Linked DNA regions of Homo sapiens: region 2 is linked to region 1. A link is a contact called in ENCODE Hi-C or POLR2A ChIA-PET data. All regions are on one chromosome and are shown on one strand. The core of a region is the stretch at or near the end of the contact, and the rest is flanking DNA. Distances in the headings are between cores, read along the strand shown. Region 1 has its middle 220 kb from the start of MIR4422. Region 2 has its middle 230 kb from the start of LINC01753.

The links. A loop is a pair of places that touch in the nucleus more often than their neighbours do. ChIA-PET counts read pairs that join two places held with the same protein, here RNA polymerase II (POLR2A). Pooled maps may share reads with other maps.
Region 2: a map of IMR-90 shows a loop between it and region 1 (6-fold over the local background). The contact joins two enhancer-like sites. A Hi-C loop is called at or near these places in 2 of 168 maps with a recorded cell type or tissue (IMR-90 and chondrocyte) and 3 of 50 pooled maps. POLR2A ChIA-PET finds 5 or more read pairs at or near these places in 1 of 52 experiments (PC-9).

The regions. Positions count from the first base shown.
Region 1 is chr1:55,440,726-55,445,666 of GRCh38, reverse strand. No RefSeq gene overlaps it. Among named protein-coding and RNA genes, the nearest start is that of MIR4422, 220 kb to the right of the region's middle. Within about 2 kb of position 2,011, at least 11 of the 41 ENCODE cell types and tissues checked have a DNase peak (open chromatin) inside an H3K27ac peak, as active enhancers do; they include IMR-90, where a contact is called at or near this core.
Region 2 is chr1:55,716,421-55,721,361 of GRCh38, reverse strand. No RefSeq gene overlaps it. Among named protein-coding and RNA genes, the nearest start is that of LINC01753, 230 kb to the left of the region's middle. RefSeq lists enhancers at 402-902, 903-1,403. Within about 2 kb of position 2,426, at least 17 of the 41 ENCODE cell types and tissues checked have a DNase peak (open chromatin) inside an H3K27ac peak, as active enhancers do; they include IMR-90, where a contact is called at or near this core.

The DNA of each region.
Region 1 (4,941 bases), core at 762-3,261:
AAAGTAGGCATAGTCATATCAAGAGTCTTGATGCCACTTCAAAGTGTACTTGCTTTCTAGGGCTGTCATAACCCAGTACCACAAACTGGGTGGCTCAAAACAACAGAAACTTATTCTGTCATAGTTACAGAGACCAGAAGTTCAAAATCAAGGTGTCGGCCAGTTTGGTTCCTTCTAGAGACTCAGAGAGAAACTGTTCCATGTGTCTCTCCTAACCTCTAGTTGGGCATTACTCCAGCCTCTGCCTCCATCTTCACATGGCATCCTCCTAGTATGTTTCTGTGTGTCTACATTTCTCTCTTCATTAAGGGCACCAGTCATTGGATTAGGGGCCCACACCACTTTGCTATCAGTTCATCTTAAGGTGGTCTCATCTGCAAAGACCCTGTTTCCAAATAAGATCATATTCATAGGTACTAGTGGCTAAGACTTGAGCTTATCATTTTGGGGGACACAGTTTAACCCACAAGATAATGGGAGTGACAGAGTTTTATGTAGTAAGGTCCCTTAGACTCTGGTGGTAAGAAATGATGACTGGAGACCTCCTCCTATGGTTCTGTTGCTTTGGTCACTAGGAAGCTCAAGTCAAACGGATAGCACACACTCACATCTTTTTTTTGGCACATGTACAGGGCACTACAATTTGTATCTCATCCATGAGCATTATTTCTGGTTCCCTCTTGTATTTTCTATCCTTATGTATCAGTCAAGTCCTAACAGGAAACAGAGGGAACACTCAATTTAAGATAATTCAAGAAAGGTTTATTTAAAACGGGGCTATTTACAGAGCTGTGGGCAGGAGATAGGGGAAGTACAACAGACAGTGCACTATCCAGGGGCCAATAACAGTGGAGCTTCACCACTAGTCCCAGGAGACAGAGCAATTACCTGTCTAGAAAGAAAGAGTCTTACTGAGAAGGTCAATTTGAGAGGATTTGTGTCCTCTAGGGAAGGACACAGCCTGCCCAAAGTGACTTCAGGACCTCACTCCCCTCCTCCCTCTGATCTCCTGCTGGTGCGCCCCATGGCCAAAGCCAGTAAAAATCCAGATATAAGCCACATGGTCAGTGCCCCAGGGCAGACAGCAGGACGGCAGGTGGAGTAGGTCTGAAGAGGCAAGTAGAAGAGACCCCCAGCAAGTCTTTTCCCTTGTCAGGGCTCACAATATAATACCCCAAAATATGGCATCTTGACACACGGAGGACTTTAAGCTGGAGGAAATTAAGAAAACTATAAAAGTGGGACGGTCTCTCTGACTTTCTCTGGCCTTTCTATCCTGAAGCAGGCCACAAAAGAATTCTCTGACCTACCTCCCCTAAACGTAGGTCACAAGACCCTCATTCCAGAAGTGTCCTGCCCTATATCCAGAGGCCAAGAAGAATCTGAACAAATAAACCTTGCTAAGTTCCCCCTAATTTTGCACCATTGGATGATACCCTTCTGTCCTTCAATCAAGCTTCTATTATGTCTGTCCATAAAAATATGCAGCTTTCCCTGGATCTTTGGGCCTTCATTTCCAAAGACTCCTCAGTCATGTAAAACTATATTAAACAAATAAGTTACGCTTTTCTCTTGTTAATCTGTCTTTGTCATTGGGATATCAGTCATAAACCTTGCAATAGGTTGGGAAAGAAATATTTTCTCCCCTACACCTTTCATTCTGATTTTCTAATTTATTTTTTATATTCTTTGTATTTGAGTCAGCAATCTCAAATCCTTCCTTTTTAGAATAAAAAGGGGAATAACCACCAAAAAGTATATAAAGCAGAGGCAGAATTTCCTGTCCCTTTCACCACAGTGCTCTCTGTCGTCAGCAGTTTGTAAGTTGCATGTGACAATCAGTTGAGTCACCCTGAGTGGTCATAGCAGGCTGACCCGCTATGGGATCAGAGCCCTTTGCGCACAGTCCTCTGGCCACTCAGCATGTTACATAAACTCCCGGCAGGCTCCCTATTTCCAGAGCTTTCCAAGGACATGCTTGCAGCAAGAGTCATCCTGGCACCAAGCACTTCTGACAGATGTTGCAAACTGCCAAGTGGAGAGGTCCAGATGGTGTGTTGAAGAGGGCAGAATGAGCCTCAGGACGGTACACAGGCTCTTCGTCTCACATGGAGAACACGCCAAATAATTCTGTGCACATGCTGAGAAGATCATCTTTCCTCCCTGAGCCCCAGGTTGCTTCTGGAGTATTTGGATTCAGGCATAGAATGTCAGAGCTGGAGAGTACCCTAGAGACCAACTAGTCCAAGCCCTTGTTAATACAGATGCATAGACTAAGGGCCAGAGAGCAGCAGGGTAATAGTGTATCATGGCTAGGGTTTGTTGAGTACCTACTGTCTCCCTGGTAATGTGCTATGTTTATTCATTCACATTCCTACTTATCACAGATGTGCTGAGTACCTGCTGCATGCAGGGCACTGTGCTAAGAAATGGAGATACATCTGGGGACAAGGCTGGCTTTATCCTGCCTTCATGGAGTCTACAGAATAATATGCTTTCGGCATGCTATCACTAATCCTTACCACAACTCTGCAAGGTGTGGTAGGAGACCACAGGTCTTAGAGACCGAAGTGACTCAGGCCACACACCACTCTTTCTTAAGAACTAGAAAAAGGCCAGGTGCAGTGGCTCACGCCTGTAATCCCTGCACTTTGGGAGGCTGAGGCAGGTGGAACACAAGGTCAGGAATTCAAGACCAGAATGGCCAAGATGGTAAAACCCCATCTCTACTAAAAACACAAAAATTAGCCGGGCATGGTGGCAGGTGCCTATAATCCCAGCTACTTGGGAGGCTGAGGCAGAGAACTGCTTGAACCCAGGAGGTGGAGGTTGCAGTGAGCCGAGATCACACCACCACAATCCAGCCTGGGCAACAGAGCGAGACTCTGTCTCAGGAAAAAAAAAAAAAAAAAACTAGAAAAATAAGGTTGCTCTCCATGAGTTAAATATAAACACTTCATGGAGCATCACAGCCACTGGAAGGAGGTAGGAAGGCACCTAGACTCGGAGGCCTTGATTGTAACCTGCTTGAAGATACTAATATTTTTAAAGAAGAAAACTGCATCCATCTGAAGAGGTTTGGGTCAGGTAGGAAGACAGAGAAAATGGATAACAGAAGCTTTGTTTAGAAAAAGGTCAGCATCTAGCACTCGAACTCTCTTGTGTGTGTTTTCCCTGTTTTCACTGAAGGAAATAGGGAAGAAAGCCTGTTTTCCTCAACTTTAGGGAAAATTGAATTCTCTTTTCAAGTTGATGCTTTGACAACTAACTGATTCTATCAAATAATGTTGGGCTGAGCTTCTAGCAGGCCCCAGGCTGTGACCCATGTTGTCTTATGAGGTAGACTCACTTTGAAGGGCTGTCCCACGAGATATCTCATGCTGTCCAGAAGAGAATTCACCTGAACTTCGGTGGTGAAAAACAGGGGCCTTAGTGTCAAGCAAACCTAGTTCAAGCCCTGGTTCCACCAGTTAAAGCTCTCGGACTTTGAGCAAGCCACTTATTCATCAGGGGTCTCAGCTTTGTCATCTATACAACAAGAATGATTATAATCCTTACTATTAACTAAATCCTTATATATAATAAATACTCAATTATTACTTTTTAAATCATTGTAATAATATTGATATATTATTACATATTAAGTACTGAATAATTGTCATTAGTATTAATAACAGCCATTTACATTACTCACTTGTTCGTAATAATAAAGTTATGTTTTTTGCTAGACAGCATTAGTTTAATCAATATTTTAAGTTTCTTTTCTGAATCTAAAGGTGAATACACATTCCTCAGAAAAATAAGAGAAAGCACAGAAAAGAATAGAGAGAAAAATAAAAAACAACTGTAGTCCCACAATCCAGAGAATACCACAGTTAGCATGTCAGTTTATTTCTCTCCAATGTCTTTTCTGTGTGTGTGTCTGTCTGTAAAGAGGTGAATTTTATGTAAATATGATCATACTTTACATATGTGACCATTTGCCAAGGAAAATAATTCTGTAACATTCTGTCATTGCACCATAGTTTATAAAAGCATTCTCTTATTGTTAGGCTTTGGGAGTTTTCCCCCAGATATTTTTATTCTTCTAAATCAGGCTATAATGAGATTCTTCATATAGAAATCTTTTCCACACCTCTCATAAATTTCGGAGAAAATTCTCTTGGTAAAATATTTAGATCAAAGGATATACATTTCTTTAAGTCTATAACACATTTTGTCAAATTAATTTCCATTAGGGTTATATTACGTTATTTTCGCTTCAGCACAATATGAATACTGCTTCTTTAAATCTTTCACTTCATAGATAAACTTAGCTTTTTTTCTATTTTATTGCCTGAATTACTCTTCAGTTTGGTAGTTACTGTTGTTTCTTTTTCTGAGAATTGTATAATTCACACCCTTGACCCACTTTTCTCCCACATCTTACTATGTTCTTATCACTATGCATAAGCTTTTTATATAAAGATATTTTTTGAATATCACACCCGTGGCAAATCAATTTCAGAGTGTGTTGTTTGGCTTTTAATTTTTAATGCTATTTTGACATACAAGTTTTAAATTTTATACAGTTTGAGAATTTAATTATTTATTTTTTATACTTTAAGTTCTGGGATACATGTGCAGAACATGCAGGTTTGTTACATAGGTATACACGTGCCATGGTGGTTCACTGCACCCATCATCTACATTAGGTATTTCTCCTAATACTATTCCACCCCTAGCCCCTCACCTCCCAACAGCCCCAGTGTGTGATATTCCGCTCCCTGTGTCCATGTGTTCTCATTGTTCAACTCCCGCTTGTGAGTGAGAACGTATGGTGTTTGGTTTTCTGTTCTTGTGTTAGTTTGCTGAGAATGATGGTTTCCAGCTTCATCCATGTCTCTGCAAAAGATATGAACTCATCCCTTTTTTTTTTTTTTTTTTTTGAGATAGAGTCTC
Region 2 (4,941 bases), core at 1,177-3,676, 280 kb before region 1:
CAATTCTTTGTTGCTGGGAACTGTCCTATGTACTGCAGGATGTTTAGCAGCATCACTGGCCTCTACCCACCAGATGCCATAGCACTCCAAAAATGTCTCAGACATTTTCAAATGTTTCAGGGGTTGGGGGGCAAAATTAATTTCCATTGAAAACCACTGCTTAGGCTGGCACAGTGTCTCACACCTGTAATCCCAGCACTTTGGGAGGGTGAGGCAGGCAGATCACTTGAGGTCAGGAGTTCAAGACCAGCCTGGCCAACATGGTGAAAGCCTATCTCTACTAAAAATACAATAAAAGAAAACCAGGCTTGGTAGTGGGCACCTGTAATCCTCCTGTAATCCTAGGTACTCGGGAGGCTGAGGTACGAGAATGCTTGAGCCTGGGAAGTGGAGGTTGCAGTGAGCCGAAATCACACCACTGTGCTCCAGTCTGGGCAATATAGTGAGACTCTGCCTCATGAAAAAAAAGCCTAATAATAGCTCAGTGAATGTTAACTATTACTGTAATTTGTATTATTGTGTTGTGATTATTAATGTCTTCTGAAGATGAAGTACAAATCTCCCCATTCTATGCTACTATAGAGAAGAAAGAATTCAGTTTTTAAAGCTGAGATAAATCAAATAATTCTAGCATCACAGATTTGCTGGTACTAGTTCCCCCGTGTATTAAATAGGCACAATGTGGCTATTTCTTAAGCTAGTTGAAGATTCAGTGAGCAAGCGCAGATCAAACAGCCTGGTGCTGAAGAGTAGATCAGTGGCTGTTACCTGAATCATACTGTTTTGTCCCTTTGAGGAGGGGTGCTCTGGAAAGAGCCCCTGCCAGCCTCAGAGGAAGGGACATTGCTGGGCAGCAGGTCACATGCAGTGCTTGTCTCAACAAAGCAAAGTAACATGTGGCAAGCACAGCTGGGGGCAGCTGTTCCCTCGTTCCCTGAGGATAAAGCCCTGCTCTGTGGATGAGCATTTTTTGGCACCAGGATAGACACAGCTAAGCCTAACTGGTTATCTGCCAGGCTTGAAGCTGGCCCAACCTTGCCCACCCATCTGCAATTCTTTCCTGATTAGGAAGAAAGTAAATTCACCTCTGAGTCCTCTGCGTGGGAACAAAGCTCTACTTTGCCTGACTTTCAAGATACACAATTAGGATTCCCCAAAGGTTATTGGTGTCAGACTGGCACACAGTAGGTGTTTAACATACTTTCTAAAACCTTTGATGATGCTAGTTTTATGTATCCTGCTTCACTTAATCCTCACACTAATCTTTTGGAGTCAATATTATTGAATTTTATAGATGAAGAAAAGGTTCAGAGGGTTAAGTGGATTTTCTAACAAAACATAACAAGCCGAGTGGTGAACCTTGCATTTGAACCCACATCTGTCTAACTCTGTGCCCTGTGATCTTTCTAATATTGCACCTGTAACGTACAAATCTGGGAAAGAAAAGTAAATCGGGAGGCTATTTCATGATTTTTTTTTTAACTCTCAAGCAGGTGAAAAGATTGCCCACTCACACAGACCCAAGTAACAGATTAGTCTCTCCAACTTCATTAGAAACAATTTTATTTCTCTGAATATTGTGTCTCATTGATTTGCCCTTTTTCCAGGCAGGCACAGTGTTAGAGGCTGAGAATTCTGATCTGAAAAGCCCAAGTCAAAGACCTCCCTGAATTTGAAAAGCCCACAGGAGAAAAACAAGAGATAATCCTTTGACATTTCTTTGCAAGATCCCAATTGTGGCAAATTTTGTGTTCCCAAGTGCTGTGGAGGCACAAGGCAGCAATGACCAGCTCTGTCTGTGAGAGTCAGAACTTCCCAGTCAAAGAGAAATGAACTGAATCTTAAAGGGGGAGCAGGAAGATGTGCACAGTGACTTGTCCCTGAGCCTGGTCCTGGTAAAGGGAACTTAATGTTTAAAGGCATAGTGATGTATAAAGCGGGTGTTTAGGGAGCAACAAGTAAGGCTATGTGGTTGGATTTTAACATCTGCCATTAGGATGCAGACACGGCTAAACATTTGCCAGGTCTTCCATAGCCCCCTAGTATGTCAGAGCCAGACATTCACAAGGTAACTGAAACCAGAGAAGGAACCTGGCCTGTTCAGGGACACTGGAGAGCAAACCTCACTCCTGATTCCCAGAACAACACTTCACCAAACTGAGCTGCCTCTTGTGTAATCACCCTCATTCTCGTTTGGAGCCACCGCCTATGTGTCTCCTGCCTGGCCCAGATTCCTGGGGTCTCAAACCACATGAGACCTCAGAAGGGTGCATTAGTCATTTGCATTACTATCCGACCAGCATAGTTTCCTGGCCATGAAGCCTCCTGGCTTTAGAGATGCGTAACATGTGCTCATTTCCCTGCAGGGTTCAGCTTCGTTTAAGCTCAAACAAATGAGAAATGCTATGAAAAAATGTACAGTCCTTGACCTTTGAGCTCTTCCAGTTGGCTGATGGCCTTGGGTGAATTCCTCCCCCATGAATCAAAGTCAGGAGCCAAGTTGCATTATTTTAAGGACTCCAGGCTCAATGCCTTTCCCCTGTTTGCACTGCTCTCTCATTCCCTCCAAGTCCTACTGAGTCTTTGAGGCTCAGGCCAAGTGCCATCTCCTCTGGAAGCCTTCTCCCATTCCACCTCTCCACAACATCTAGTCCAAAGCTATCACTCTCTTCTCTGAACTTCTAAAATACTGTCTCTAATATCTATTCCACACCCAGCATATTTTAATTAAAATGTGAAAAAGGAAAATACAAATTTATGTCTTGTTACTTCCCCAACATTATACACTCTGAAGGCTTCCCCAGCCATATGGCACTGTCTGTCTCAGGCCAGTGGCACATTGGCTTACTTCTACCTTTGGATTGATGTCATTCCTACCTCCCAACACACTGTTCTCACTTTGTTTTCCTTCTCTCCCCCTCCATATCCACTCATCTGGCTTTCCCTACTGGGCCTTAGTAGATATTGAACATTTAACCATGGGCTACAAGTTACCATGTGACCTGAGCTTCCCAGGATGAACTGACTGTTGTCTGGCCCATCAAGCCATAAAGTTGGGTGTGTTCATCAGCACTCTACCATCAAATGGAAGTGACGTATAGGAGATGGGGTTCAAACAAGCCCTGGAAGCATGAGTAAGTTATGTGAAGAAGTGACCCAAATGCCCATGGTCCTCACTCCTATGTTACCTTATATCTCCCAGCCTGCACCCTATATCCTCATGAAAAGTTTTCTGTGATGAGTTGACACCTTTACCTACTTCCTGAATGACTACAGAAGCCTCTGAACTGGTCCCCTTGACTCTAATCCCTTTTATTTCCTTTTCTCCACTATAACTTGCCAACATGATCTTCAAAAAATGCTGCCCTGAGCACATTGTTCTCAGAAAGCTATGGCCCATTCCCACCCCTGTTGCTTGCAGAATTCCTGCTTACTATTCAAGGCCATGCTCATACTCTGCCTTCTGTTATCACTCCCCAGAGGGTACAGCTGGTTGGTGCTTCTCAAACATTATTCCCAAAGGACCCTTAAGGGCACAGAAAAGTGATCAAGTGTTCCTGAAGGTCCTAAAGGTAAAGCCTGAAACAGATCTCTATAAGAGTCCTTCCAAGACCAATGGATTATCTAAGAATTATGTCAACTTTACCTTTATTCTATGATATTTCTGGATGATTCAATATTACCTAATGTTATGTTACTTACATTTTCCTAGTAAATGTGATATTCTGTAAAAACATGCTGTCTTTATTCTCTAACTCTGTATATAGCACTGACAAGCCACCATTCCTCCCCCACATAAGTCTTTCCAAGTTTGAGAAACATGAGCCCTTGAGTACTTTTTTATTCTTCTATTTCTCTCGGGCATGGTTCTTTGCCTGAAAAGTTCAGGAAATTTCACACTATGCTACGGCAATATGCACAGGACAGTCCTAGGCATTTGGAGTGTTCATAGATTCTCCGTATCAATTAAAGATTGCTTAAAATTGAAGATAAGTCATGACTATACACAGTGATAATACTACTAAACATCATGCCAGGAATGACAACTTATATAGTGCTGACTAACCAAATACTTTCCTAAGCTCTTCATGTATATAAACACACTGAGTTCTGAGAACCATACCATGAAATAAATACTGCTAATATCCTCATTCCAAATACATGATAAGAAAACTGAGCTTGGCTTTGAAATAGGCATTCCAGCTCCAAAGACCATCACCTTAACCACTACATTAATACTTCTCAATTGTCATTAATATTAACATTATCAATAAGAGTAATAACAGTAATAGCAGTAATAGTAGTAGCTGCAGTAGCAGCTACAATCACAGTAACTGCCCACACACAAGCACACCCCTTAGAATTTAAATAAATCATATAAAATCTTCTTGAAATCCTGATAGTACAGATTTGTTTGCCATAAGACCTTCATAAACAACTGCTCTCTGAGCTCTATCTTCCTTTTCTACCCACAGAAGTTCAGGCAGAGGTCTCCCAAGATCCCTGTGGTTAGAAGTTTCAGTGACAGCATGCTGAAACTAGATTGCTATGCACACAAATTGAGGCGGCTCTGTGACTATAAGTATCATGGGCAATAAGAAGGTGAAAATTCAAAGATCTCAATGCTTCTGATTGACATTCAAGAATCCACTTTGGTCTGGCTCCTACTAACCAATAGGCAGTCCTTAAACTTGAAGTCCTTTACCAGAATAGAATACTTGTTGGCTAAATGCAGGCTGGTATGCCCAAATAAGTCATGGAATAAAAGGAAATAGGATGCAGCTGTGTGCTCCATCGACCTCCTCCTACCTCCCACACTAACCAGGTTCCAACAGTGGCTGGGTAAATGGGGCAAAATTGTTTCTTCATTGATTCTTAGGTAGGACAATATTAACTATTATCAAGTGCAACTGGGTTACCACTCAAACAGGAAATACGGGA